Linked DNA regions of Mus musculus: all the other regions are linked to region 5. Evidence: chromatin loops called from intact Hi-C (ENCODE). Cell type or tissue: heart. All regions are shown on one strand. Each heading gives the region's core, and the rest is flanking DNA. Links, peaks and the distances in the headings are about the cores only.

The links. Hi-C counts contacts between places; a loop is a spot of excess contacts. Peaks named below come from ENCODE experiments on the same cell type or tissue, not always from the same donor. Only the 100,000 strongest peaks of a DNase experiment are listed, where the experiment ranks them.
Region 1: it touches region 5 in a loop (2.0-fold over the local background); 6 of 42 quality-filtered maps call a loop at or near these places.
Region 2: a loop joins it to region 5, with 2.9 times the contacts of the local background. A loop is called at or near these places in 13 of 42 quality-filtered maps.
Region 3: a loop joins it to region 5, with 4 times the contacts of the local background. A loop is called at or near these places in 16 of 42 quality-filtered maps.
Region 4: it touches region 5 in a loop (3-fold over the local background); 13 of 42 quality-filtered maps call a loop at or near these places.
Region 6: a loop joins it to region 5, with 2.8 times the contacts of the local background. A loop is called at or near these places in 5 of 42 quality-filtered maps.

Annotation. Positions count from the first base shown.
Region 1 is chr5:111,057,501-111,062,262 of GRCm38, reverse strand. All of the region lies in intron 2 of Ttc28 (tetratricopeptide repeat domain 28), which reads right to left. Among named protein-coding and RNA genes, the nearest start is that of Mir701, 56 kb to the right of the region's middle. In heart, for the core only: no CTCF peak of the experiment used is centred there; DNase peaks (open chromatin) are centred at 1,822, 2,562, 3,062 and 3,662; H3K27me3 peaks cover 3,972 bases.
Region 2 is chr5:111,265,380-111,270,141 of GRCm38, reverse strand. Ttc28 (tetratricopeptide repeat domain 28) reads right to left here. Exons shown (of 23, transcript NM_001267622.1): 13 at 3,467-3,607. Among named protein-coding and RNA genes, the nearest start is that of Gm35628, 33 kb to the right of the region's middle. In heart, for the core only: no CTCF peak of the experiment used is centred there; DNase peaks (open chromatin) are centred at 861, 914 and 2,791; H3K27me3 peaks cover 359 bases.
Region 3 is chr5:111,206,463-111,211,224 of GRCm38, reverse strand. All of the region lies in intron 6 of Ttc28 (tetratricopeptide repeat domain 28), which reads right to left. Among named protein-coding and RNA genes, the nearest start is that of Gm35628, 26 kb to the left of the region's middle. In heart, for the core only: CTCF peaks have their summits at 2,453 (motif pointing right) and 3,144 (motif pointing left); DNase peaks (open chromatin) are centred at 2,431 and 3,104; H3K4me3 peaks cover 547 bases; H3K27ac peaks cover 235 bases; H3K27me3 peaks cover 1,182 bases.
Region 4 is chr5:111,254,567-111,259,328 of GRCm38, reverse strand. The region is part of intron 12 of Ttc28 (tetratricopeptide repeat domain 28); the gene reads right to left. Among named protein-coding and RNA genes, the nearest start is that of Gm35628, 22 kb to the right of the region's middle. In heart, for the core only: a CTCF peak has its summit at 1,967 (motif pointing right); a DNase peak (open chromatin) is centred at 1,992; H3K27me3 peaks cover 2,175 bases.
Region 5 is chr5:110,976,576-110,981,337 of GRCm38, reverse strand. The region is part of intron 2 of Ttc28 (tetratricopeptide repeat domain 28); the gene reads right to left. Among named protein-coding and RNA genes, the nearest start is that of Mir701, 25 kb to the left of the region's middle. In heart, for the core only: CTCF peaks have their summits at 1,698 and 2,806; DNase peaks (open chromatin) are centred at 1,097, 1,937, 2,727 and 4,417; H3K4me3 peaks cover 2,576 bases; H3K27ac peaks cover 1,450 bases.
Region 6 is chr5:110,837,672-110,842,433 of GRCm38, reverse strand. Hscb (HscB iron-sulfur cluster co-chaperone) reads left to right here and starts at 2,657. Exons shown (of 6, transcript NM_153571.2): 1 at 2,657-2,938. The coding sequence starts at 2,706. Chek2 (checkpoint kinase 2) reads right to left here and starts at 2,451. Exons shown (of 15, transcript NM_016681.4): 1 at 2,386-2,451; 2 at 891-1,228. The coding sequence starts at 1,221. RefSeq lists an enhancer at 3,824-3,853. In heart, for the core only: CTCF peaks have their summits at 1,717 (motif pointing left) and 2,381; a DNase peak (open chromatin) is centred at 2,583; H3K4me3 peaks cover 2,898 bases; H3K27ac peaks cover 2,366 bases.

The DNA of each region.
Region 1 (4,762 bases), core at 537-4,536, 81 kb before region 5:
TGCATAATACACAAAAACGTATACTCAGTTGTACAAACATACACATGTATGTACAAAAAAAAAAAAAAAAAAAACAAAAAACCCGGTATTAATTGTTCAGCTTACATCAGAACCAGTCAAGCTTATATTTTGCAATCGTTTAACATAATGATCCAGGTACGTGAGCCTACAGAGCATGCTGGACTTGTAAGTCAGTGATTGTGTTATGGTCATAGACATAGACATAGACATAGACATAGACATATACATATATGGTCATATACATATACATATATGGTCATAGACATATAGACTAATACATAAAAGGAACTGAATACTTGAAAGAATTTTTTAAAGTGGGGACACAATTAAACCCAGAAGATGACGTTACAAATGGCTCTCCTCCCAGCAGTGGCTACTTCCAGAGCCAGATGATGGTCCCAAGAGACAGAGAAATATTTTCTCTCTGACAGTTTCTAGTTGCCCACAGAGATATAGAAAAAGGTTCACCTTGGGAATGATATCATTCCATGGAAGCCTGGAAGGAGCAACTGCTTCCAAGATGCATAAGACACACACACACACACACAATCATCTTAAAATAAAACAAAACAGATAGAAATTAGAATGAAATCCCCAGCTTGGAATATCAAGCACTATCTTTCAAAACTTCTGACACAGTAGGACAGCTTTTTTTGTACACTCCTTTTACGTGGTACAGGCAAGCCCTGGAGCTCACTGCCAGGCCTGCAGGATGGCATGAGAGCATATACTGACATCTATGAACACTTGCTTAAGCCTGTTCTCTTTACAGTAACATGTCAGTTGAGTTACATATCTGCCCACTGAGTTACATATCACACACACACACACACACACACACACACACACACACACCAGAGACAGGTGTTCTGTAGCTTTCCAAGGTGGGTGTAAAAGCTGCTTCTAATTATTTAAAGAATTTAACACACTATCCTAGAATAACGAAGAATATCTGTTGCAATATTAATTGCATTACATTAAAGGTAACCATGTACGTGTGTATCTTCTGCTATGCTTTAGTTAAAGACACCATAACTTACAATAGCCATGCATGCCACTCCTTTAAAGTCCCTCCTTCCTCACTGTTGGCATCTGGTTTATGCCTATGACAGCCCGTACTTGCATTACCTGTACCTTTGATGACACTCGAGCAGCCTAGAGTGACATCTCCCAGTATGGCTCAGAAGCCACCTCCATGTTGAGCCTTAAGGAAGGGACACTGGCCATGGCGGAAGTAAGGATGCACACGCGAGTGACACAAGGACTCTCAGGCCAAGATTCTTTTAAAATATGCTTGAAAAGGGTGACATGGAAAACCAAAAAGACCATGCAAAAACCTTTCAGCTGATACTTAGCTGGGCCCAAGAACCTGCAAGCATCAAGGAGCCTGTAGGGTTGCCCTGGCACGCTGGAAATACATCAGAAAATAACAGACTTCTGATTGCTCATTAGAGGTTTAAACTGTTATAACTGTCACTTGGGTGTTCCATTGATTCCCCAATACCAATAATTACTTGATAATCACACAAATTCTGTTTTTAAAATAATTTTGTTTGCTTCTTTCACGTGAGTGTTTTTCTGCAAGTCTGTGTATATACCACATGCATGCCTGATACCCACAGAGGCTTGAAGAGGGTGTCATCTCCTGGAACTGGAGTTGCAGCAGTAGTGAGTCGCCATGTGGGTCCTGGGAATTGAACCTGGGACCTCTGGAAGAACTCCCAGTGCTCTCAACCACTGAGCCATCGCTCCAGTCCCTGTCCTAATTATATGCCACACGCCAAAGCAGTCTGGCACAGGGGTAGGGAATTTCACAGTGGCAAGGGAATATGGCCCCCCTGACCTCTCTTCCTCTCATCCCAAAGCTGCTGCCCTGACTCCAGGCTCGGAAGCAGCTAGAGAGCAGGTCACTCGTCTATAAACTAGGGGGGGAGGGAGAATAACAAAGGAAGGCTGACATGTAACACCTCCCTGCATCAGCACCAGTTGTATCCAATATATTCCCTGAATGTACCTGAAGCGCACAGAAACTAATGGGTTGGGGAAGGAGCCTCCCAAGACTGACCCGCCTACAGCATCTCCTCGACCACACTCCCTGAGCAGCAGGCCTAGGTGCAGACTCTTTTCTGACATGAAGTCCCCTCATCCTCCCCAAAGCCGGCCACCTCACTGACTCAAGTTTTAGTCAGCGTGGTTTAGTCATAATACCTTTCTGTATCAAAATAAATAACTCTAACCAGCTGGTCTTAATATTGTAGGAACTAAAATTAAAAAAGAAAAACCCACAAAAGCCACAAATATTTGGAACCACGAAGGAAAATGTCAAGCTATAGCCAATAAAGCTCTAGTTAGCAGAATTTTCAAAGGTAGGTCCCAAACTAAAACCTCACGGGATGGAAGAAAAAAAAATGTCGCTGCCAAAATGTTATTACTCAACCCCTAAAGTCCCTTTGCAGCACATGGGGCTATCGAGTGCTTGTGCCAGGTCTTTCTCCTTCCCAAGCCACCCTATCCTCAGAAGCACAAGAGGCTGGCGGCCACTGGGCCTGCAATGACCTTTTATGGCTCTGCTGTGCCTAAGGCAAAGCTACTTTGAGAGTTTGGCAAAGAAACTCATTTTCGGTTGTTTTTTATTTTTAAGAGGAAACATCATCACAAAAGCATGACTGTCTGGTTTCAAAAACAAGGAAGGCTTCTCAGGGAACTAACACAGCCTCTTCTTCAAACACATCCGCTCTATAGAAACCAGAACCCCAAACCCAGACAGGAACCACGAAACCACAGGTTTTAAGGTCTACAGAAGTTACACAGTCTCTCCTCTTCATCTCAAACAAGATCATATATTCTAATGTTTAAAACAAACGTGAACTCATTCAATATTAAAACCTTCCTTAGAAAAAGGTTGCCATTCAGAGGCTAATTATTTCTCACAGGTGTCTAGGTCCTTATTTAATCTTCAGGGTGGGAGCTGGTAGTCACGTGATTTGTATTCGTGGGGGTGGGGGAAAGGACAGCAAATGTCAGGGATGACCTCAGACAGGCTGTGGCCTGCGATCTCATTTAATCTCTAGAACTCTCTGGGAAGCAGCTAGCAGTAGCCCTTCCACACAACAGAACATGAGGTTCAGAGGAGCAAGCTCAGGGCATCCGGTCTCTGCACAGTGTTTTATACTTCAGCATTCTTCCTGTGGGCACACCACAGACTTGTCCAGATTGAGTGCTGGCATTTTGTGGCACCCCTGCCCTCATGCGTCCTGCCAGAATCGGGACACAACTCAAACGACTGTGGAGGAAGGCATGGCCTGCTCCACATTCGTCTGAACACTGAAGCTACTTTCTGCTTACTAGAAATGGGAGGGGGGGTAGGATCGACAGCAGCTACACACTCTCGCCAGATTTTGCAAACAGGAGATCCAAGCGGGCTGACAGTGGGCCATGGCTGCCACCTGCTATGGCAGGAAGCTGACAGCAAGAACTTGCATGCCATCCTTTGTGTACCGGGAGCACTTCTGAGCAGTCTGTTAACACACAAAGTAGGAGGGAGCACCGGTCACCAGGGCAACGGGAGGAAGGAGAGGAAAAGGAGGAAGCAAAGATGCTGGGAACGATAAGCAAGAGGTGAGGTTCGAGAGGTGAGGGGACACGCACACAAGCACACTGCGTGGCACGGTAGTAAAGGAGAAAAAGAAAAACAGAAACGAGCCAGATGAGGAACAGGGGAGTGAAAACACGGCAGGTGGCCGGGACAGAAGGTGAAGGAAACGCTGGTGAGAGCGACTGCTGCTTCCTATTCAGTCCAAGGGCCTCCTCCACTCAGGGAGCACCCCAGGCATGAAAAACGGCACCCATGGACACTGAGCCACGATGTAGATGTATACCACACCTCGAGCGCCACACACGCTCACCGACCTCTCTCCAACCCACCCAGGGCAGGTGAGGACCAATCAGAAGAAAAGCAGCACTCTCAGCATCTTCCCTCAGACCACCAGATTGCTATCAATCAATCAAAACCAAATTCACACTCCACTCATCAGCAACACACAGGAGACAGACAGACATCTCCCCATCACTCCAGAGCCCTGTAAATCTGTACCTTGGCCAGATCTGTACTCTACCTAATGCTTGAGATTGTGACTGGTGGTTACCCTGAAGGGAAAATGCTTTACAGAAAACAGCCATTATTCTGGAAGACAATAGGAGTGACACCCCAAACCCACAGACATGTCTTAACTGGGTACAGTGGCTCTCGGGGCCTTCTCTGTGCTGTTCAGCCTTGAAAGGCAAGGTGTGGCTGAGAGGCTGGGGGGCAGCTGCTGTTCTGGACTTTCAGGACATTAGTGCAAGCCCACTTAGAAGGCCTCCCAAGGTTAACTCTGTAAAGGCCACAGAGTTTTCCAAGTCTATTGTGTGGAGAAATGGAGCTTTGGACATCCTTAGAGTGAGCTCTCACCTGAGAGGAGGTGAGACGTTCCTGTAGCCGTAATAATTGACTCCCTCACAGTTGAATCAGAAGAAGACAGGCTCCCCCACAGTAGGTGGACCCCACTATTAGAGGGCTGGTTTGCAAACACTCAGACTTTTCACTCACAACCAGATGCTACTTGAGAGGTACAGACCACCGCCAACCGATCAGTGGCTTCTGATCCCACACTCCCCAGTCAAATGAATACAGAAAAGCAAAATGTCAACCTCTTCAAACATGTCAAGTGGAAGTCAAAGTGACAAGCTGGAGGACGGGGGT
Region 2 (4,762 bases), core at 490-4,489, 290 kb before region 5:
GGGACAGTGCTCTCCGAAGGAGAGATGTGCACATTGTTCTCTGAAGACGTGCTTGAGCAGAGCATTGGCTCCCTTCTGGCTGTACAAGGGGGCTGGGTTCAGGGCTGGCACAGGACAGGCACCTTCCCACTTCCCATTGACCCAGCAGCAGGCCAGGTCCCCAAGGAAGTCCTCAGGGGCCCTCTCCAGTCTCTCATCTCTGCAGCTGCCCTGGGCAGGGCAGGGGTCAAGCTTTGTATGCCACTGGACTTGCACTATCACAGAGATCCAGCAGGTGGCGGTAGATCACTGTCTTGCCATCCAGTCCCAGCTCCACTTGGGACAGTGACAGCTAAGTCCCAGCTCCACTTGGGACAGCTAAGTGACAGCTCAGCCCCAGGAAGAGGGGGTTCCTTGGCTATGAACCCACTTTAGAGGACTGCAGAGCACAGCAGCCTGTGCTGTGCAGGGAGGAGGCAGGGCAGGTGCAACCCAGGGCGTATTGTTCACACACTGTTGGAAGAGGCGGCTGTCGGCTTGGTGTGACTAAGCCTGGTCTCCCCTGACAGACGCTGCTGTGCCCCTGAGCCCACCACCTTCCGCAGAAGCTTGGGATGGCAAGGGAGCTGGCATCTGTCCCTCCTGACACTGCTGCTCGGGGGCAGCATAGGGGCCCACTGACCTTACCTGTGCTTGGCATGGAGAGGTGAGACTACAGGCAGGGGCAGTAGCCTTCTCACCTATCCATGACAGCAACGTGGTCAGCCCTTTGCAGAGGCTCTACACCCCAAAGCAAGCCCACGGGGCGTTGCTCCCTGTGAGTTCACAAGGACCCCTCAGATATGTTGGGAGGAGCTGTCCGCAGGGGCCAGAATGATCCTGCTTTGCGCCTGGAGGAGCCTAAGCACACACAGGTGAGTGCTTGCTGGAGCTTTAGAAGCCCAGGGCCAGCATCTAAGGAGGGTGAGTGGGGTCTGGGAGACTGGACCACAGACTTTCCATCTGACAGGTCAGATCCTGTGCTGCCTCTTCATGTAGCTACGAGGCTCTGGGTGACTGCTTCTTCCAGGCAGCTGGAACAGCTGGATTCCTTGTAAGCCTGCTATCAGTGACAGCTATTCCATTGTTGCCTGAGAGAGCAAGCCAGAGGGACTTTCCTCCAGGGCCAGTTAGAGAAGGTGGGGCAAGCCTTCCCAGTTTCCTTTGAACCGTGCCCTTTACAGCTATGGGAAGAAGGGTCAACAGAGATCAGGGAAGTGCTACATTGTGCTGGTGCTTAGAGGCATCAGCTGAGCATCACAGGTGCCTTCTCTTTGCTGGGGTGGTACCTGACCAAAGGACCCTTCTATCCTTCCCCCACTCTCCAGTTAAGTGAGTCAGGCACATGTAAGTATGTAGTAGCAAGGTAGCCAGCACCTCGGGGGTGGAGAAAGAAATCCTAGAGCAAATCCAGTCTCTAGAGATGTGCAGCCCAGGGCGGGGGTGGGGGTGGGGTTGGGCAGACAGACCCAGAGAAAAAATGCAAGGGAGCAGGCAAAGACCTCTATACCCAAAGCACCAGGGAATCTTCGAAGAAGAGAGTACTCAGCTAGGAAAGCCAGACTTGGTCATGTCCCAATGCCAGGCAAAGATCTGGAGTCAGTAATGACAAGCCTGGGACTCCTCTGGGCCATACAGAGGGGACAGACTATGGAGAGAGTGGATGGCAGGGTCACGTAGAGGCTATCTGACTCCACTTAGCATCCTGAGAAGGGGTAAGACTGTGTGAGTGGGGGTCTGGAGACCACCCACTTGCCTCAGGGTATGGGTGAGGGATGAACCCCATCTTGCCACCACTCTGTTGGGAGTGACATGTCACGTAGTGCTGGCCACCTTGCAAGGCCCTCTTCCAGGATTGCATCACCACTCCCTGTGAACGGTGAATGCTCAGGCATGGGGTGGGGGTAGTCAGCATGGGGACCGGAAGCACCTGCAGGCCCACCTGCACACTGGCTCTTGTCCTTCCTAATGCCACGACCTTTAAATACAGTTCCTCATGTTGTGGTGACCCCCAACCATGAAATTATTTTTGTTGCTACCCCATAACTGTAACTTTGCTGCTGTTATGGATCTTGATGTAAATATCTGTGTTCTCTGATGGTCATAGGTGACCCCTGTGAGAGGGTCATTTGACCTCCGAAGGGGCTGACACCCACAGCACTAGCATATCCGGCTGGGGCTGGAGTTACCAGGCATGGGCTGTGGGGGGCAGAGTTGGGGTTTAGCGGCATCTCCAGCACTCACTGTCACCTGCAGCTGGGGAGTGTCATCCCTGGGACAGGGCCTCAGGTAGGGAGCTTCTGGGGCTGCTGAGCTGAGTCCACCTCCCAGTCTTCTATACAGTCTTGAGGGATTAGCATATTGTAGACAGGAAAGTGAATTAAGAAGTAATGAGGAGACACTCTTGTCTCCACGCTCAGCCTCGCTCTTGCCTGGCAAGAGGGCCATCAGCCATGCGATGCTGCCCACATACCAGGAAGCCAGCTGATGTTTGCAGAGTGGTCCTTAATTGCCACACTGAAGGGACATGGTGGGGGGGGGGGTCTGTGCACATGTTAGGACTGAGAAGGTGTCTACTAGGTGTCAACTACAGCCTGGTGAGGCCTGCATCTAGTTTTGGGCTTGCTGTTCTTGATCACAAGCCAAAATCTTATCCCTTGCCACCCAGGTGGAGAAGATGCCAAGTCTAGCCCAACCCCACACCTCCTTGCATCTGGCTGAGTCCTTCTAAGACAGAGGGACACCCCCACGGCCAAGAGGGAGGGAGGACCAGCTTGTCCCTCACGCTTTTGGCTTCTTTCCTAAAGTTGCTGGGCCCTGGGAAGGCAAACACACTGCTGTCACCCTGATAACACAATGACAGGAAACCAGGCTGCTACAGACAAGGTACACAGTGCCTACATGTAGGGCTGCCAAGAAAGGCTACCCACCCAGTCTAGTCCCTCTGGTCCCTCTGCACTCCCGAAATAGCCATCATCCCTTGAAGACAGGAATTATGAATTCTGACAAAATATGGCTAACATAAGCCTGGGGCCATAGCAATTTCACCCACAACCCACCCATCTGTTAAGTGGCAGGGAACTGGGTCAGGGTGGCTGGATGTGGAGAAGTTCATTTCTGGGCCACTTCTGTCTCCCACCCTGCTGGCTTCTTGGCTCCTTTTGGCCTCCTGAGTTGTAGGCCTGAGAGAAGCTGGCAGAGAGGTGAGAGCTACTCAACTTCTTCCTGAGGCTGGGCAGGCAGCTCAGACTTGGCATGGCAGGCCAACAACCCTGGACTCCACTGTATTAAAAACAGGAAGGTGGAGAGCCTGCACCGCCTCCATCTGAATTGTTGGTACAGAGGCAAAGCACCAGGCTTGCTGCTATAGCTCCGTGTCCCACGGAAGGAGCACAGGGACACGTGCTGCAGGGAGCACCTTGTGTTTGGGGCTGAGCGCCATCCATACCTGTGCAGGAGGTTGTTGTGGCGCACCATCCTCAGGAAGCCCGTGGGGTCGGTTACCGAGTTAAGCTGCTTGTTCATCTCCTCCAACTGCTGTTCCATGATGTCTCCAGCTTCGCTTTCTGTCTCACTGCTGGCACAGGCCCTGTGGAAAACCACCAGAGAGGCGCCATTACTGTGGAGTCGTCCTCCTGATGCTAAGCGCCCCCACTGCCTTCCACATTGTGGCTCGCTGGTGCCTGTACCGTCTACACAGCAACAATGAACTGTGCAGATGGAGCAGTGTTTGAACAGTGTGTGCCCTAGCATTGAGCACATGCTGGAGGAGCAGGCACTCTGTCCAGGCTGTGTTTTAGTGGGGCAATCCCTAGCACAGGTTTATTCTAATCCATTCTAGAAACATTTGCTGATCACCTGTACTGTACCAAGCATGGGGCTAGTCTGAGATGGGGAGACAGTCACGGATGGTTTTGATGGATAGCACTGGCTTCTTGGGTCCCTTCCCTGGGTGGAACTTGAGTATGCGACCAGTTTGGAATTCATTCATAGCCCCCTCCCCCGTGACAGACATGTGCAGCAGAGCCCTGATTTATAAATAAAATGACTACAGGCTTGCTTCATGTCCTGCTGTGTGCTGTGCAGGGGGATACAGAGGACCACAATGATGCCCAAATCACCATCCCACCATTCTCTCTGCCTATGGCCTCCTGGACCCAGACTCAGCATCAGGCCCAGGTCACATTCACATCTGGAAATGTCCAGAGTGAGACCTTGGGGCTCACACGTGAGGGCCGAGTCTCCAGTGTGACTTATATTCTCCAGAGCTTGCGTCTCTATGTGATTCATTCACACTTTCTAGAGTCTTAAATGTTCCTTGTTGAAATGACAGAGTAGTCTTGTATTCCTGACCCCAGCAAACTGAAAGAGCAGTTTACCCAATAGCGAGAGTAAGAAAAAGTACACTAGGTGGTGGTATATGCCTGCAATCTCCACTCTTGGGAGGTTGAGGCAGGAGAGTCGTGCGTTCAAGGCCTGCTTCGACCTGCTAAGACCCTATGTAAAAAAGTCTCCTTTCATTGAGCAACTGGTATGTAGCAGATCCTTAGCTGGGGCTGCCCTGGAGAGGCTCAGAGATGGTGCTGATGATCATGGAAACCTTTACACAGGAATAGCACTCTGTACTACTATGTTCCCCAGTGAATGCTGCAGGAGCAGCCAGGGTGGGGGTGAGATGGGAGTGCCAGTGAGCAGGCAGGAATCTGCCACAGGTGCTGTGTGGAAAGCCTTCACCACCGTCTGG
Region 3 (4,762 bases), core at 374-4,373, 230 kb before region 5:
AGAGATTTCTTTTGGGGGGAAGTTTAACTATAAACTTGGCTTTCTAACCAGGTTGAACAGTCCTTAGGTTACTGCTTTTCAAATAATTGCTCCACATTATTTCAGCTGACAAATATCTGTGTGCATCCTGTGGACAGGAGGTGTGTACCACCCTCTCCACTTCCTGTGTACAGGCAGTGTGCGGCACGGTCCCCACTTCTCTCTAAATGCCTGCAGGTCAACACTGATGCCCTTCACTTCATTCCCAGTATTTGTGACTCATGTTTCACTGCGGATTTGTGAACTGTATCGACCTTTTCAAAGAGCAGCTTTTATTTTTATTGATCACTGTTTTTTGTCCTTCTGTTTCCCTATTTGCTCGTGGGCTTTGGGTCACTGGTTTTTGCTTTTACTTTATAATGTCCTTTCTCCTGGCCCGTTTGCTCTCCTAGTTTCTGCGGGGGAAGCAGATGATGGACTTGAGGCTGTTCCTCTCCTGGTACCAGGATCTCCCTGCCATTGCCGCTCCAGCCGAGCCCCACACATTCTGATAACTTATTGCTTGCACTCAGTTCTGCACATTATCCCTCTCCCTCCCAATGTTCGGACAGACCGATGGATGATGTGGGTACACTCCTTAGTTTCTCAGTGTTTGCATGTTTTTCCAGCTCTCTGGTTTGGTTCCATCGAGTTTGGACAACATCCTCTGTGTGACCTCAAATCTTTCTAATCAGATTTTCTTTAATTTCTCATATGGCCCAGGATGTTAGCCACCTTGATAAATGTCTGTGTCTGCCTATATCCTGATGGAATGTTGTGGAGATGCCATGTGTTCCTGTTGGTCCAGGTGCAGGTGGGAAAGTCTTTCAGTTTGCCTGTATTTCTGCTCTTACTGTATTCTCCGTCCTTCTTGGTGCTCCAAAAACTCCTGCTTTCGTTCCCTTTCTGTATAAAGTGCTATCTTGCTATTGTCTTGGTGTCTTAGTTAAGGTTTTACTGCTATGAACAGACACCATGACCAAGGCAACTCTTCTAAGGACAACATTTAATTGGGTCTGGCTTACAGGTTCAAAGCTTCAGTCTATTATCATCAAGGTGGAAGACTGACTTCCAGGTAGCTAGGATGAGGTCTTATAGCCCACATCCACAGAGACACACCTACTCCAACATGGCCACACCTCCAAATAGTGCCACTCCTTGGGCCAAGCATATACAAACCATCACACTAGGAATGAGTCTGCTGTTGACAAATTCTGTTGATTTTCCTCTAACTGAGAATGTCTTGATTTCCATTTTGGTGGGATACAGGATTCCAGGCTGACATAGGCAGATTCTTTCAGCCCTCAGGGATCATTCTCTTTCCAGTCTCTTCTGAGAACTGCACTGCTGTTCTCTTGCCCCTCTTATGGTTTCTCCCTAGGGTCTAGCTCCGGTTCCCCAAGCTTGACTACCGTGCATCTCTGTGTAGCTCTGCAGGGAATGAGGTGCTGAGAACAAAGCAGTGCCCTAAAGACTCCCTGTCCATCACTCCTTTCCTGGTTCCTCCACTAGATCTAGCTTTTCTTAGATTGTATCTTTCTGGGAAAGGGGATCAGCTACTTCTGGGTGTGGGTGTGAACCAGCTCCAGCTCTATGTGGCAGTCACATGTCTACCATTACACTCTTTCACAAGATAATGGAGCAAGTGTCTTAGGCTGGCAAGATGGCTCGGTGGGCAGAGTGCTTGCTGCCAAGCCTGAAGGCCTGAGTTCCAGCCCCAGGATCCACATAGCAGAGGGAGAGAAGCAATACAAGTTGTTCTCTCACCACACACGTGTGCCTATGCACACACATGTGAGCCCACGTGGTAACTCAGGTCTTAACTGCCGAGCCATCGCTCTTTCCCTGGAAATGCATTTTAAAACCGCAGCTCTCCTTCTGAGGAGTTTAGCTCATTCCCTGGAATAGATCGCAGCAGCAAGTGTCTCACACACACAAATCGTTATGATCTCAAGATACCATCAGAATTGTTAGAGCTTGCTTTTATGAGTGTTTAATACTGTAGATGGGTGGGCTGCTCGACTCTAGGGAAGAGACCCCCAAGCCCTTCAAATGTTCCAGTGGATTCCTCACTGCCACCAATTAAACAGCAACGCCAAACGAAGGTTTGCAAGTTGGTGTTCCAGGGGAGCTAAGGGGCTAAGAAGCAAGTGCGTACGAGAAGGGCCTGATTGTCCCGTGTGCATCCCCAGTATAGAGTCTCCATCAAGATGCCTGTCCCGCCAAAGCTGGTGCCTCCTTGACAAGAGGTGAGGGCAACCTGAGACGCCGAGCTGCTGGTTGGACTTGGCCAGTGACACCTTGGCTTTAATAGTTTGGGAAAATCCTGCTCATCACCGAGACCAAACAAGCTGACTGCAGATTCCACCCTCCACCCCAGGCAGAATGTGAGGAGGCCATGTGTGTCAGCTGCCACTGCATCCTGAGCTCTCCGCCACTAGGCGGCATTGCCTCTCCAAACAGCACATAACTCCATGTGCATTAGAGATCTGATGGGGCTTGTGTTCCATTAGGAGGAAATCAATATTGTTAAACTGAACTCAAAGGTATGAGCAAAGAATAAAGGATTGTTCAAATAAATGGAGATAACAATGACCATCGGTTCCCAAGCACAGACACAGAAGCAAGCATGAAGCATGAGACTCCACGTCCTTCCGTCCACTCCTTCCTTTCCCCGAGTTTGGGAAGGGATGGGAGATCTAAAGGGATTAAAGACGGTGAGAATCAAGATGCTGCCCTGCCTTCTGTGAACTACCCCTTGTCCTAAGGGATGCACAGACCCCAAGGGCTGATGCTGGGTACAGGGATGAGCTAAACTAGCTGGAAATAAACCTCAAGCAACTCACATGGTAGACTGGGGGAGGGGGGCGGTGTGCAAGGCGGGAATATGGAAGGAAATGCAAACAGCCTAGATTGGAGCATGAGGTAACAGAAAACAAAGCCTGCTTCTGAGGAACATTTACAGCTCAGGGGGACCTGGGAGGACAGACAGACAAGCCTGTGGGACAAAGACAGATGCCCCACCACAGTCTGTTTTTGAGTGAGCAGTGTGGGTGGGGTTGGCTGTCAGAATCAGGGGCACTGAATGAAAGCTTACTTGAGTGAGATGGTGCCCTCTGCAGGAAGGAGGAGAGGAAGCCTGCTTGCCTGGAGCCCCTCCCCACCCGGCTGAGAGACAGCTCTGTAGTTCAAATTCCTGACTCTGAGCTGAGGTCCCAGTCTCCCATCTCTGCAGTCCTGTAAGCTCTAAATTGCTTGAGCCTCCCATATCCCCAGAAAGGTCCCTTTCTCCTCCCAACCTTTTGGCTTTCTGGCCCTGAGCTTCCTTCCCATCTTCCTCTGATCTGTGGTTTCACGCACAGAGGCTAGGACCATGAAACCAACTACATTCAACCAGGTGGTCTGTGTAGAAAGACCCACCTACAACATGCCAGCAATGTCTTGGCAACCGTTCAGGAAGGTGGCTAAGGAAAAGCTCTTGTTCCTGGGGAGATCTGAGTGTGGCTCCAGCTATTTGGGACGCCCTAAACAGCATGCAACCATGTAACCTCCCTACCCATCAGGTGCAGAGTAGCTGTGGGGTCAAGATAAAGTTGAGAGCCACAAGGTCCCATCAGCACAAGGTGGACTCTGATGGGAAACCTTAAAGCAGGTACAGCCTGGGGGTGGCTGGGAATGATATACCTGTGATCTGAAATGGCCCTAGAGATGAAAGGGCTGCACATGGCTCTGTCTAAAGAGGCTTTAATGTTGCTGTGAACTGATACTGTTCACACCGACCCACCGATCTCAGCCTCTGGAACATCTGCTTCCAGACTGTCGATCCTTCAGAGGGCGTAGGTCAACCCAAGTGCCACACAGCATCCCAGTAAGAGCTCCATCTATTAGCACTGCCTTTCTGGGGTCCCTGAATCATTTCACAGGCTATACACACACAGCACGGTCATGCTACCCATGACCCAGACGCTCTAGAAATGGCTGCAATCTTCTCAATAAAGGCAGGTTAATTAAATACATAACTAAGTAGGCATGGCTTTATAGCTCTTTTACTTATTCATATAAACAAACCTATAGATCAGAAATATGCATTTCTTCAGGTCAGATTCCTAAGACTTGATTTTTTTTTTACACTTGGAGAAACAGTTACTGGAATTATTTTTCAATTATGGGTTTATTAGCTTGGCCCAAAAATCTAAGACTGGAATTAATATTTTAAATGCAGAAGAGGAGGGGGAAGAGGAGGAGGTGTCCTATCACTAAATAACATGAAACATTGTTGCTATTAAGTCTCAGGACTGTGGTTCTACAGGTCAGCAAGGAGTAAAGAGCAATGTTGGCATTCGAACCCAAGACTGTAGTGGGTCTGACGCTGCTTGCATCCTGTAGCTAAAAACGGGTTCCTCAGTGTGAGGTTGCCTCCTACGAGCAGATGCCATGTGAACCTTCTCCCCATTTCAACTGGTCAATAAAAGGCCAGCGCCTGTGATTGGGCAGAGCCTCGAGGGAGTAAGACAGGACTGGAGGTTCCAGAGGAGGTTCCAGGTTGGGGAAGGGAAGAGGGCAGACACTGAAGAGGAAGCTGCCACGGACCAGACTCCCACTGCAGGGAGAAACAAAATAACAAGGGACTGAATGACTGGGTAATAAATTAGAATAGCCTTCAATCTACCCAATCTAGACATTTGGCTTATAAATAAAATATCTGGATTGTGTGTCTTTCATAGGGACATAGTAAACCAATAAT
Region 4 (4,762 bases), core at 402-4,401, 280 kb before region 5:
TCCTATCTACCCAGGAGAACCACTCAGCCACTGGAAAACAAAATTCTGCTGGATTCACAGTGATCCCAGGATCCCTTTCTCCCAGTTCCTCAGTAGAACCTAGAAGGGGCTTCCCCTGAGTGTCTCTGGAAGACAGCGTTTGCTTGTCATAGGACTGACTCTGGGACCATAGGGGACACTGTGCTCTTGGATGCTGCCGGGCCTCAAGCCCATGGCACTGGCTTTTCCCTCCACTCTGGATGGGATTTTTAAGGGTTTGTGACAGCCCCATATCACATCATGCCACAGGGGGAAGGTGGGTGTGCATGTGTGAGCACGGAGAGCATCAGGCACCCCTCCCAGATAGGAGCTCTGGGCCTCACAGACGACCGTGAGCTCCAACTCTTGGCTGTCAGGAATCATGAGCAGTTACAGCAGCTGAGCTTGGCTGCTTGATGTCGAGGCCCTCCTAGAACACTGTCATTAAACCTCGTGGCAAAAGCCAGGTAGGAGAGCCTGCTCCACTGGGAGCAGTGTCAGAACAGCCAAGGGAAGGTAAGCTTCGAGACAGCCTTCTTGTGCTGCCCTCGCCCTCAGAGGTACAGGTGGTGACTCGGAATCACTCAGGATAGAAGCTCCAGGCTCACCAGGCAGCTGCCCCATCCCTTCAGCTTTCCGCAGCACGAGATCCCTCACTATACACTATGTATGGGTTCATCTTCATTGGATTCTATCCTACAAAGCACAGAAGGACCACCTCAACCGGAATGGCCTTCCAAGTCCATTCAAAGCCCTTGTTCACCAAGAGTCCAGGAGTCCAAGAGTACAGGAACAGATGTGCCGGAATGCCCCCAGGCGCTGTGTAGGAGGCTTATATGTGGGTGTGGTATGGAGGGGGTGTGGCACGAAGAAGAGGAAACCTTCTGAAGTCTCTTCAGAGCCTTCTGTCCCCCCCCACAATTGCACGGATGAAAGTCACAGTAAAGTGCTGAGTGACTTCTGAAACCCCTGTGTAAGGAGGAAGTCACAGTGACCACTGAGAAGGGAGTCCCACAGCTCAGGAGCATACTGGGCAGAGCCCTCAGAGCTGCTCTACACACGACACCCCATGCAGCACAGCAAATACGCACTAGATAGCTGCAACAGAATTGTGTGGTATGTAGCAGCTTTGTGCAGGATTCTGACTCTAGGCAAGCAGCCCACCTTTAAAATTTATGCACAAAAGGATTCCACTGAGAGCCACCAGACCCAGTCTACTTGGTTTGAAAATGAGACCACTTAACAGTGGTGCCCCAATTTTGGGCAACCCCTGGGAGAGGGGCATTTGTGTAGAAGACAGTCTCTAAAGAAGCGGTGGCAATCTCTAGAGTTATTGGCTATTCTCTCAGTCTTCCTTGGAATAGTCAGTTGAATACCCACACTGGTTAGGGGAGTCTGGGGAAAAGGTGGCCGGTACTCCTCCTTGGGAGTGGTTAGGATAAGCGTCCACACCCTTGCATTCAGGATAGAGACCCTCTGTCTCCAATGAGCTTTGGGTAGAGGCAGGTTCCTGTCTATACTGCTTTCCTGCCTGAAGGCTGAGTGTCTGCCTGGGGCACTGGGGGGTTCTTCCCCTCTCTCCCTCTAATTGGATTTTCTGAAAAGACCTGCTCCCCTCCCCACCCCCCAGACACCAGAGAGGCCTCCGCACAGAAGCGCCCTTCTTGTCTTTTTCTGCCACATTAACCCAGTAGGGGGTTTAACAGCCCGGCGATTTTGAGAAGCTGTCGTCAAGTCATGAAAGCCCCCAAATGCAACTTAAATGGTTATTAGCTGGTGGGAAACATCCCCTGCTTTCTAATACTGCCATTTAAATAACAATAATAAAGAAAATAATAACAGTAAGTGTAAATGCCCTGCCTTCTTAGCTATGATTGTACCTACCACCCACAGTCCACCGGGCCCTGTAGATTTAGGATTTACTTAGGGCCTGGGGTAAGGGCATGGCTTTTGGTTCTGTGGAGCAGCCTACTTCTCCAGCCAGCCAGCAGATGTCGCCCAAGTCATCTCTCAGCTGCACTGGGAGCTTCCATGGATAAATTCCTTTAAATCACACACACACACACACACACACACACACACACACACACACACACACACACACACAGAGCCAACAACAAGCCACTGCACAGACAAAAGAGCCAAAGGGTTCCTTGCTCTATTAAGAGCCACAAAACATACATATTTGCCAAATGGAAAGGTGCAGAATTAATTGGAAAAGAGGTGGGATTGATATTCCATGTCTCCCTTGGGGGTTTTATAATTAATAAATATTTGTGAAGCAGGCTTTGGTAAGTATTGAGGCAACGTAGATGCGCTAACAAAAGCTAGCTTTTTCAGGCATTACGACCCCTGCAGGGGACCAAAAAAAGGAAATGAAGACTGGGGCAGTGCCACCAGCCAGTGCCACGGCTGCTGTGGACTGGGCCTTTCTCTTAAATGACTGCCTTCCTCACAGTGACCAGGAAGGCAGACCTTACTGCTGCATCCAGGGAATGAAGGAGCCTGGGTTAGACCAGCATCATTTCCACCCCTTTCAATGGCCACACTGTGTTCTCTGAAAGCCAACAATTGTACAATTGTATGACAAATGTATATTTGCCTTATGCCTCTGACTCCCTAGAGGAAGTCACACAAACATGACCACTGTCTTCGGGATAAGTAATGAAGTGCAAGCTGTGTGGGTGATGAGAGAAAATGATGGTTTGGCTCCAGCATCTAAAAGAACACCCAGAGCAGTTTTTACCTCCTTGTGTCTATCTGATACTTTGTTAAAGTCCGCAGATGTGGCCACTACTGAATGCAGCCTGCAGCAGTGGCGGCTGCCCTGGGGCTTTATCCGTCTTTCTGGTGAGAAGCAGAATTGCAATGTCTTCACGGATACAACAGGTTTCTATGGTTACACCAGACATAAATATATTATATGTCCTGTGTCACGTGGAAGGAGCAGCCAGGCGCTGTGTGCAGAAGACCCCCAGGGGGACAGCACTCATGTGAATGGCTCTCTGCAGCCAGCTAAATATTTGTTTCTGGCTTTGCAGCAGGAGAGGCAAAGGAGCTGCTCAAGAGGCTGCCTACAGCACTCACAGATGCATCGGCCTGACAGCCATGCTGCAAGCCAGCTTCTGCTCTGTGGGGCTTGGAAAGCAGACACTGGTGAGAGCCAAGGGGCAGAGGCCATGCGTGTCGTGCCTACTGGGAACAGGGTGGCCTGGCTTCTCTTGGTGGTCCTATCTGCACGAGTCCCTCTGGATCCAAATTATTCTACCAGGGCTCTGCAGGTTTTTGTTATTGTTGTTTTGTTTGTTTGTTTCCATGCTTAAAGCAGCACAATTGGGTAGTGGCTTGTTGAGAAACCAAATAAGAAAAGTAGTTTCCATTCAGGGTGGGACAGGGGACTTTGCATTGAGAGAAACAAATCCCTATGATTCCACGGGTGGGGGTGGGGCACAGAATGTTGGAAAATTAATGCAAAGAGCAAGGGCAGTGGCAGCTTGAGTTCTGTAGGTATTTTTGTTGTGCGAATTGCAAAGCAATGCTCCAAGAACAACTGCTGCCGCCTGTGTAGCCCATCCTCTCCAGCTTACTGCTGGGTCGCAAATCGCTGACACCCCCCCCAACTCTGTGGGTGCAGGACAGTGGTCGGTTTTGGGGCAGGTGAGATCCTTCCCTCTTTTCTGCTTTTCTCCCCAACCCACACGATGGGTTCTGTATGACTCCAGCTAACATCCAACCCCTGATCCTCCTGCCTCAGCTCCTGAAGCTCTGTGTCATCTTTTCCCATGTAATGATTAGAGAGTAGAAAGTACAGGGCGACAATGCCTAGGAAAGGAAGCAGCAATGTGCTCTGCAGACGTGTCTGCTTTGAGGAGCTGCGCACATGTTCACAGAGCAGAGGGTCTAGCCTGCGGCAGGACACACTGGTTTTCTGGCCCGGATGAGTTAAGGAATTCCTCCCTTAGATGCAAACAAAAACACTCTGATGTGCAGTGGTCAGAGGTTGGCTTGAGCTCATCTCTGAGACCGGATGGACTAAAGATCTGCGCTGGTATACACTGGGATGAGGCCTCGCAGTGAGCCTGGGCCGACTTGAAGACCTGCACAGATCAGGCTGAGGCTGGGCCAAAGATTCCTCCTGGGTCTGAGGCGGTCTCCGCTGGCTGATATGTATGCCACACACGGTGCAGAACCAGCGTTTCTGGGCCAGTGGAGAGCGCCAAGCATGGCATTTGGATTTGATTTTTAAAGTCAGCATTTGAGGCACAGCCCAGAAGAAAGAGCAGAGGAGAGAGGATCGGTTCAAGGGTAAGGCGGGGTTTGACAGAGGCAGAGTGGGGGTGGCTTCCAAGCCATGTGCTAACCCTGACATGCAGCCGGCTTCCCGCCAGCACTGCCACCCCGTCACTAGTTACGCTGCTCTGTACCACTGGGTTGTTCTGGGCTCTCTCTAGACAACCCATGTCTCTTCTCATGGATAACAGTTCTCTGGGTGCCTTTTCCATAGAGGAGTGAGGCTCCCTTAATAATCCCATTCAGTCTCTTACTGACCGGCCAACATTTTGGGGTTTAATTGCATAAAATCTCAGATCCCTTCCAGGTCTTAAATGGAATCGTGGTGTTAAAAAAAGAAAAATAGCTGAAAGAGAGCCCACAATACAGAGAGCTTCCCTATCTTTGAATCCAGTGAGCTTCTGTGGCCACGTCTTGTGGTGGAACTGGGCAGCGCAGGCTCCTGCGGCTGCAT
Region 5 (4,762 bases), core at 472-4,471:
CCAGTTGGGCAGTACAATTTGTGGGTGTTCTCCCTAGCTCCATTCAGACCACACAGTACAGCACCACTCTCTATGTGGGGTGTGAATAGTCTGTATGGATCCGTTTGGTAAACCACCTGACGTGTGACTATACCACCACAAATGTGTTAACAGACGCAGCCAGAGATCGTGGCAGTGGTATGTATGATCATTTGAGTATTCTGGAATGACTAAGAAAATAAACGGAGTCTGCTGAAGGCTCGGTGATGCCTGCTGGAGTGAATAGCATCTTTCCCAGAGTAGCTTTCACGTTCAGTGTACAAGAACTGCTCTCAAGCCACCAACAAATAATCACACACAGTCGGACAGCTCGGCCTCTATGAGCTCTCCAGACTGATATCTGGATCCTCATACCATGATGCCTTGTGACTGTGAATACAGAAAATAGACACAATCTCTGGTATAGCCATCTAAACGTCACGGCATGAGTAAATACTGCAGTGAATCTTAACACTTGAAACAGAATCTTCCAGAGTCCAGAAATCCACCTGGCTGCCAAGAATAATACTTCCGTGGTTCGAGCAATCCCAGTGCCCAGAGGGGTTTTCAGTGACATAACCGTATGAGTTACTACATGTTGAGTAAAATAGAAAAAGCAGGCATTTGTGGATGCACTGTTTGCAGAGATCTCTAAACTACTCTTGATGATTGCACAAATGTAGAAGATTGTAGGTCTATGCAGCATCTGTTTAAGATGTTTGATTATATGGGGTTTTCCTGTGTTCTCATGGGAGGAGGGGGCAGCATACACTTTTATATCAGTCTCATTGAAGGAAGCCCTATGATGAGAACCGAACAAATATGTGAGTGATTGTGGCTTTGGGCTGAGGTAGAAACAACTGCCACTGGATAAAATCGAATCAATTAGATACCAAAGAAAACCTTTGCATTCGCCGGCCTATAATGAAGCGCGGTTTCCTCGGCTCCCTGGCAGTCAAGCCAGCGCCGTGTCGTCTCAGTACTTCACACATGATTTCTATTTCAGTTCTGATGTCAAACCCGACATCTCACATCACGGCACAAAGAAAGAACCAGTTTAGCTAGTTGAGTGAAACACCAGACAGCTGCTAGCAGAGACAGGTCACGGCTGGGGAGGGGCACGGCACATTCAGCTCGCTGTGTTTTCCTTCAGAAGAATGTCAATAAAAACCATGGCCAAATGAGGTATTGAAGGGAAAGTCCCGCTATGCCGTAAACCGCTGGGTTAACCTAAGAGTGGCAGTCAGGCAAGTTTGCAAAGGAGAACCCTGGCCAAAAACACGGGCTGCCAAGAACTTGAAGAAAGCTGTCTTTCTCCCTCGGTGTCCCAAGGAAGGGACCGGTCCCACATTTAGAAACGTTATTTCGGGGACCAATAGCAATTTATTTTGATAGAACCACTGCATGTTTTTTCCTCCGGTTCTCAACAAAGGAGCCATATTAGGAAATAATCTTGCAAAAAGCAAAGTACCCCCTCCCCCTTGCCCACGATCGATGCACACACGCGGCGCACAATGGCCGGCGCGCCCGCACTCGCCCACGCGGCCGCAGGTCCCCGCAGCCTCCCCGCCGCAGCCCCGGCGCCCGAGGCTCGGCCGTCGCGGGGAGCCGCTCGGCGCTCGCTCCGGGGCTGCCCGCCCCCCAGCGGGGCCCAGGGGAAGCGGCTGCCAGCGGCCGGGACGCCGGTCCCCGCGGGGCAGGGGGCGCTCCGACGCCCACCTGCGGGCCTAAGCGGGGCGGGCGCGCCGCGGCTCCGGGCCAGCACGCGGGGCTGAGTCTCAGCTGTCACCCCGCCGGGCCGCGCGCGCCCGGAGGCGAGAACTTGGCGGGCGATGGGCGCACGGACCCGGATGGCCCCGGGGTCCCGCGGGGCCCCCTCCCCATCAGCCCCACCGCCGCCGTCGCCGCACTCACCTTCTTCCGGGGCTGCCATTTCATCATATTTGTACAGCCGACCCGGGACACATCAAGAGGTGGGCTGGGGGCTGGGGGCAGACGCAGGGCGGCGGCGACTGCAAGTCATGCTGCCTCCTTGCACCCCCTCGTTCTTTCCCCGATAGGACAGACAGTCTTCGTCTTCGGTTCAGCGCGAAGTGCCGCGGCCACCACACTCTCCCACGGGGCTAGGACGTCCCGGCGGCCAGAGGCGCGCCCGGGCCGGAGCGGGGCATGTTCCCCGACCCGCGCCTGCGAAAAGGCTCCAGGCAGGAGCTCTGGGATGGGCCGCAGACCCCTCAGAGCAGAGACCCACGGCAGAAGCTGCCACAGAAACCCGGCCGGGCTCCTGCCATCCAAGCCCCTCTTGGCGAATTCTCCTCTTCTCCAAAAAAGAAAAAGATTAGACAAGCAATCAAACCCTCACACGCAGCCTGGAGCAATTCCCAAAATTCTGGGTGTATTTCTCGTTTGTAAAAATTTAGCAAAGAAAATTCCAAAGATCTGTAATCAGAGCTTCTTTGCGCAGTTTTCTGCTTCTTAGACAACTTGGGATCGGATCTGCCCTTCCGAAATGTCCACCTTCCCTGAACCTAGTAAATAGGAAAACTTGGTTTGTGTGTTTAGATTTTTTTTTTCTTAATTCCCAAGAACCTAAGTGGGGAAAGGCTGGAAGGAAATCCTGCAAGAACCTAACTCCACAGCTCGGTCTGCACTAATGACTTCCTTCCCTTCAGTGCGAGCACAGCCAGCCCAGCTCCAGCCACCACAGCAAAGAGTTTCTGGGTCTTAGTGCCACGACATTTACACAGCAGAAAAGTGAAGCTACAGTTCCATATGCGTCCACAGGCCGGCTCCGAAACCTCTCAAGAATTCTTATATTTGTATGAGCTACTTGGAGAAGTAAAAGGGGCAAGAGTCCAAATCAAACTTCCACAGAGGGGCTGGAGAGATGGCCGCCGCGTGGCTAACTGTACTGAGGACCTATTCCCAGAGGACAAGCCATTGCCTGGGATTCGACCTCCACTGACTCCTGCATATGACTGTGAGACTCAAACAAGCAAAACACAACATAAATAAAATAAATTTTAAAATTAATCTTTTTTGAAAGCCCTAAAAATTCTGATTTAAAGAAGAGATTTGAGATCTCGATCAAAAAAAAGTTAATCAGAAACTTTATCATAAATAAACTTATATATACATTTTATTTGCTTCTCTAAATTAAACCGCTTTTTAACAAAGTTTTACTATATAAGTAAGGTGGGTCTTGAACTTGTGAAATCAAGCCATCCTTCCATTTCAGCCTCCTGAGTAGCTGAGCAGGAACTACAAGCACAGACCACCATGCTTGAGTAGCACTGATTGTATTACTATAAAATATTGCAGCCGGGCAGTGGTGTACACGCCTTTAATCCTAGCACTTGGGAGGCAGAAGCAGGCAGATCTTGGAGTTCAAGGCCAGCCGGGGCTACAAAGAGAAGCCCAGCCTGGAAAAACCAGATAGATGGATAGACTGGACAGATGACTGATAGATAGATAGATAGATAGATAGATAGATAGATAGATAGATAGATAGATAGATAGATAGATAGGCAGATATAGATGGCCTGAGTTTTATTCCTCTTTTGTGCAAAAATTCCATCTTATGGATGCTGACTAATTCATGAATACAAGATAGTATATAATACTATTATCATGTATTATCCAACACACCTGTTGACTGCCATTCCCCCTTAAGGTTATTTTGGTAGATGCTAATACAATTGGCATTAGAAATTACTATTCTACTAAGGGGTGCCCACACTGTTAACTGCATTCAACATTCTTCATCAACTATCAGAACTACTTATGCAGGGAATCTGATGCAGCAGGGCTGTGACTAAAACACCCCAAATAGCCAACCTCCAGTGACTCTCACTCACTCCACCTTCCATGGGAGGCTGCTTGCTCAACTGAAACACACAGACAGCACTTGAGAACTGGAAGTCAGACCCACAGGACCTTACTCCAGAGCCTAAGTCATTACACACTCAACACCACAGCTACATGCCACATAACCCTGCCATGTCCTTGCACAGCTCCAGGGACTGGAACCTGATTGGGGTGGTAAGGGAATGAGGAAAAGACAGATAGATGGACACCTGGGGTCAGATGGTCTGGGATCTCTGATGGAGAAACCTCAGCTCCCCAGAAGATCATTGTGTTTAGTATCTGGAGTTGAACAGAGGTGAGGTTCCTGCCTTCAGATGAGCAACGAGGTGAGGTTATTACAGAGAAGCAAGGAGGTAGGGCCCATGGTCTGCACCCGACCAAGGAGACACAGTTAGCAATCTCAGTTGGAGCAGTCTTTGCAGGCGAGCAGTCTTCAGGCCTTAACCATCCAGAGGAGAAAGCTATTGTGGACCTTTTCCACACACATCATCGACACTTGAACTCAAGTCCCCTGGAGAAGGCTGTGCCAACTCTCTGACCCTGAGACTCATGAGTCTGAGTCATGGCTGCGCCTGTGTCAAAGCACATACTCACTCACTCAGGGCTCTCTCTGTATACTACACACCCCTTGTCGTCACCGTACCCCGTCAACCCCTTTCCTGGGTGCTACAAACACAAGGAAGAGTCTGCTCCAAATCATGACTTCAGCCACAAAGAAAGCCAACATTTTCAGTGTACTGTGACATACTCAAATTGTTCTGGCAACTTCCTATACATATCCTACTCGAACTGAAAATTCCCTATCGTCTTTCCTAAAATCAGCTCTCTTCCCAACAGCCCTAGCTTCTGACCATGATGTCACTATGTTCCCAAGATC
Region 6 (4,762 bases), core at 218-4,217, 140 kb after region 5:
GACCTTTGGAAGAGCAGTCAGTGCTCTTAACCACTGAGCCATCTCTCCAACCCCCTAGAGCATACTTCTACAAGATAGTAATGTATACTAAAGACCAACTAAGACATCCTGCCTGGATTCTTACTGGATTCTTACACCTCCCCTGGGTAGCCATTGTTGAATTAGCTGGACCATAGCATGTAAGCCACTCTAATTAGTCCCTATATATACATACATACATACTCATTCTATCAGTTCTGTTCCTCTAGAGAACCCTGACTAATACAAGTATCTTTCAAAACTGTCTCAGAATGAGCTAGGTCTCCACATTCAAATGAATAAATTTGAACCACATATGGTCGATATGTGTAATCCCAACTGAGACAAGATCAATGCAAGTTCAAGGCCCCAAGGAACTACACTGTGAGTTCCAAGCCCACCTGGGCTGCAGAATTCCTTGTCTCACAAACAAACTAGTAGAGCCTGATAAAAATGTGTGCCTATAAACCCAGCACTTAGGAAGTAGAGGCAGGAAGATCAAAAGTTCACAGCCAGGCTGAGCTACATAGTGAGTTCAAGGCTAACTCAGGCTACAATAGAATCTTTTTTCTGAAGAAAAAAGAAAAATTTGAGGCTAGCCTATGAAATTTAGCAAGATTCTATTTAAAAATAAAAATAAGGTAGCCAGGGATAGGACCTTGGATGTAGTTCAATGTAAGAGCTCTCTACTATGTGTAAGGCCTAAATCTGATCTTCAGTATGAACAGGGCCACCAGGAGGAGATAAACTCTACCACAGGGGCCCTGAGACTTCTGCTGCAACAACCTAACCACCTTCTTTTTTTTTTTCCTAACCACCTTCTTTAACTGTTTCTCTGAACACACACTATATCATATAACAAAGTGCCTTACCTAGATTGGAGAATCCATCCTGAAGAGCCCATAGCCGAGCCCAAGGGGCAGGACCAGGTTCTTCAGGTTCTTGGTCCTCAGGAATAGAACAGAGTTCCTGGGTAGACACTGTCTCCAGCGAGCTCAGAGTCCCAGAACTGGAGTGCGAGGACTGGCTGGAGGACGGCACTGTGCCGGTAGAGGAGCTGGACGAACCCTGATACTGTGAGAGCTCGTGCAACTGAGAAGGAGTGCCTTGGGGCTGGCTGAAGCCACCCTGGGACTGTGAACAGGAAGCACTGTCATGAGCCTTCGAGGAGGTGCTGCTGTGGGACTGATGATGACTCTTCATATCCGACCTCGAAAACAAGAGTCCAACAATAAGGAACAAGGCTCTGGATTCGAGAGTGGAGAAGGGGAGGGAGCAGGAGAGGACTCGGCAGGAAAGTGCACATACTATTCTTGCAGAACCCAAGTTTCCCTACGTTCTCAGCACCAAATCTGGCAGCTCGAGGTTTCCTATAACTCCAAAGTCAGTGGCTCTGTAGTGGATCTTGGCCTCTGCAATCACCAGAGCTCACACTTGCACTTTCCCACACAGATAACATAATTAAAAGTAAAGTAAATCTCTACCCAAAATTAGTCATGTGGCTGCTATAACTCAATGGTAGATGGTTCATCACTTCTCCAACAGAAGCAAAGTACTGGATCCCACTCCCAGTATTGTCAAACATACAAAATGAAGACAGTTAAGGAGTCAAGAGTACAGTTCCCAGCACCCACATCCAAAAGATCACAAACACCTGTAATTCCAGCTCTTGGTGATACAATGCCCTCTATTGGCCCCCGTGCGCACTGCACAGACTTAGACACGTGATTAAAAAAAATACATAAAGAAATTTAAAGGAACGGGCACATTATGACCACCTCAAAATGAAAGACAGGCCCATTCATGAGTGGGGAGAAAAAAAAGTGACCATAGCAAAATCCCAGGATTATGAATAGAATTCCAGAGGCCACTTACAAAGCATTACACCATCTTCCTTCATGTACAGAAGCTGAGAATGGCTTGGTTGTCTCCTATCCATTCCTTGCCATCCTACCCCTCACGTATGCTGAGTATGCAGACGTACCCTCTTCAGTTCCTGCAGAGCCTAGCAGCGAAGATCGGGTTCTCAGTAGGTATTTGGGGAAAGCCATCTAGGGGCTGGCATGAACATTTATAATGTTCGTTATGAAAACTACTTCGCTCTGGCAACGAACAGCCCGGCGTTGTGCCTTCCTATGTGCCCAGACCTGTTTCAGCTCACAAGGAACAAGGAAAGTGAACTTCCCCCCCGCTTCCCCCCCGCGCGCCCCAAGGGCAGATAAAAAGGAAGAATTGACTATGCACAGCGCCCCCTCGCTCGCACAAGAAAGCAGACAAAGCGGAAGCTGCAGAGGGCCCATTTGCACAAGAAGCATGAGAACGGTATTCGACTCCTCAAACACTTAAAGTTTCCCACTTATGACTCACCGCGTGAGACCACCAGGAGCCGCAAACACTGCACAGCCTCCGCCAGTGGAGTGGCGCTAAACCTACGGATACAAACTCCACCCTCAACCAATCAAAAAGCCTTCCTCCCCGGCAGGACCAGTAAGAAAGCCCGAAGATGACTGCCGCGATTAGTCTCAAGGCTTGCTGGGAGTTGTAGTTTAACATGCAGAACGGGACTCGACGTCTTGGTTTCCCGCGGCTAATCCCGCCTCCTCGACTCCCTTAACCAATCAGCAGCGAGACGGTCTTTCCTCCTTTCCCTCGGGTCTTGCTACCTAGGTCAGCGAGCGGCCGTCCCAATGTGGGGATGCGGAGCCCGTGCCCTGCTGGGTGTGTGGGAGGTGCGGCTGGCAGGGTTCCTGGGAAGGAGACTTTTGGGCAGCAATGCCGCCGCGGGGAAGAGCATTGCACCGCAGTGCTGGAACTGCGGTCACGCAAGGGAAGTCGGGTGTGGGGATGAGTTCTTCTGCTCACACTGCCGCGCTCTGCAGCCTCCTGACCCCACTCGTGACTACTTCAGCCTCATGAACTGGTACGGGCGGCGCGTCGTGACGGGAAAGCAGCTCGGGCTTCGTAACCCGAGCGATCTAGGCTTGGGGCCGCGTCTGCGGGGCTGTAATTTCCAGCCAGCTTGGGGGGGTCTGAGGCTGAGGACCACAGTTCAAAGCCATCTTAGGCAATTTGCCGAGACTGATTCAAAACAACTACAAAGATGGATAAGTGTAGGCCATAGGTATAAGTAGTACCTAGTGAGATTTTAGGAGTTTTCCTGAGACGGAGAGGAAATAAAGTTACAGACTGGAGAGAAGATAAGGGTGGAGGCGGGGGTCAAACAGGAGTGAAGTTGCAGATGCCTGTCTGTGATCTAAGCACTTGTAAAGTGGAAAACACAGGTTCAGGAATTCAAGACTAGCAGTAGCTACAAGGACCTTGTTTTTAAACATCAACAAACAGAAACGGACAAGTTTACGGTATAGGGAGGTTTGAGGGCTGAGACTTCTGGAAAATCCATTGGCCAAACTTACAGGAACTGGGAGAGGTTTTTGTTTGTTTGTTTGTTTGTTTTTTAATTTAGCCTCACCTTGAAGTCTCGCCTGGCCTGCCTGGAATTCCACCAACCCCCTCTGCCTCACCAATGCCAGGATTAAAAGCATGCTAGACAACCGTAGGAGATGATACCCCACTTGGAGGCCAACCACACAAATAGGGAACATCTCATCGCAAATAAATTATTTATTTAACGGAGAAAATAAATACAAAACAAGCCAGGTGTGTTGGTGTTATGCCTGTGAGTCCAGCACTCAGAGGGTACAGCTGAGCCTGTACGTTTGATGAGACTCTGGGCTACATGAGACTAGGTCTCAAAAACCGAAAGCAATTAAGAACAAAACAAACCTAGTGTAGTAGCCTATGTCTAAAATCCCAGTGTTCAGTAGGCTGAAGGAAAAGGGTCAAAAGTGGGAACCCAACATAGGCTAAGCAGTGAGACCCTGTCTCAAGAAAACAAAAATTTAATTCAGGCTGAGAATTTGAGGGAGAGACACCAAGAAGTGTTCTCTGTACTTTGTCCCCCCCCCCCTGCCTTTTCTCTTTTTTTAAGACTTATTGATTGTATGTAAGTACACTGTAGCTGTCTTCAGACACACCCGAAGAGGGCATCAGATCTCATTACGGATAGCTGTGAGTCACCATGTGGTTGCTGGGAATTGAACTCAGGACCTCTGGAAGAGCAGTCTGTGCTCTTAACCACTGAGCCATCTCTCCAGCCCCTCCACTCTGCCTTTTTCCTCCCCTGTCTCAGAGATTGGAGAGGTACCGAAGTGTGCGCAGAGTTGAACTAAAGATTAAAATGGGAGGGCCCGCTGTGGCTGTACTCAACTATGATCCCAACCTCCAGACAAAAGCAAAAAGATACAGAGTCCAGTTTGCATCCTACAGTCAGGGCTGCACAGTAGCAGACTGCACAGACTCAGTTGGAATCACTCCCTGGAAAGAAAGGAGTGCTGAATCCTTACTTCATAGTGGTGATAAAACACATCCTTGTATTAGCCAAGGTTTGGGTTCAAATCCCAGGACTATGCTTTAAAAGAATAAAAAAAAAAAAAAAAAAAAAAGCTGAGCAGTGGTGACGCACACCTTTAATCCCAGCACATGGGAGGCAGGGGCAGGCGGATTTCTGAATTCAAGGCCAGCCTGGTCTACAGAGTGAGTTCCAGGACAGCCAGGGCTACACAGAGAAACCCTTTCTCTAAAAAAACAAAAATAAATAAAGAATACCTGCTTCTAGTTATCAAAGGCTCTGTATAGTAGTCTCTATCTGTAATTCCAACTACTCAGGAAGCTAAAGGAGGAGGAG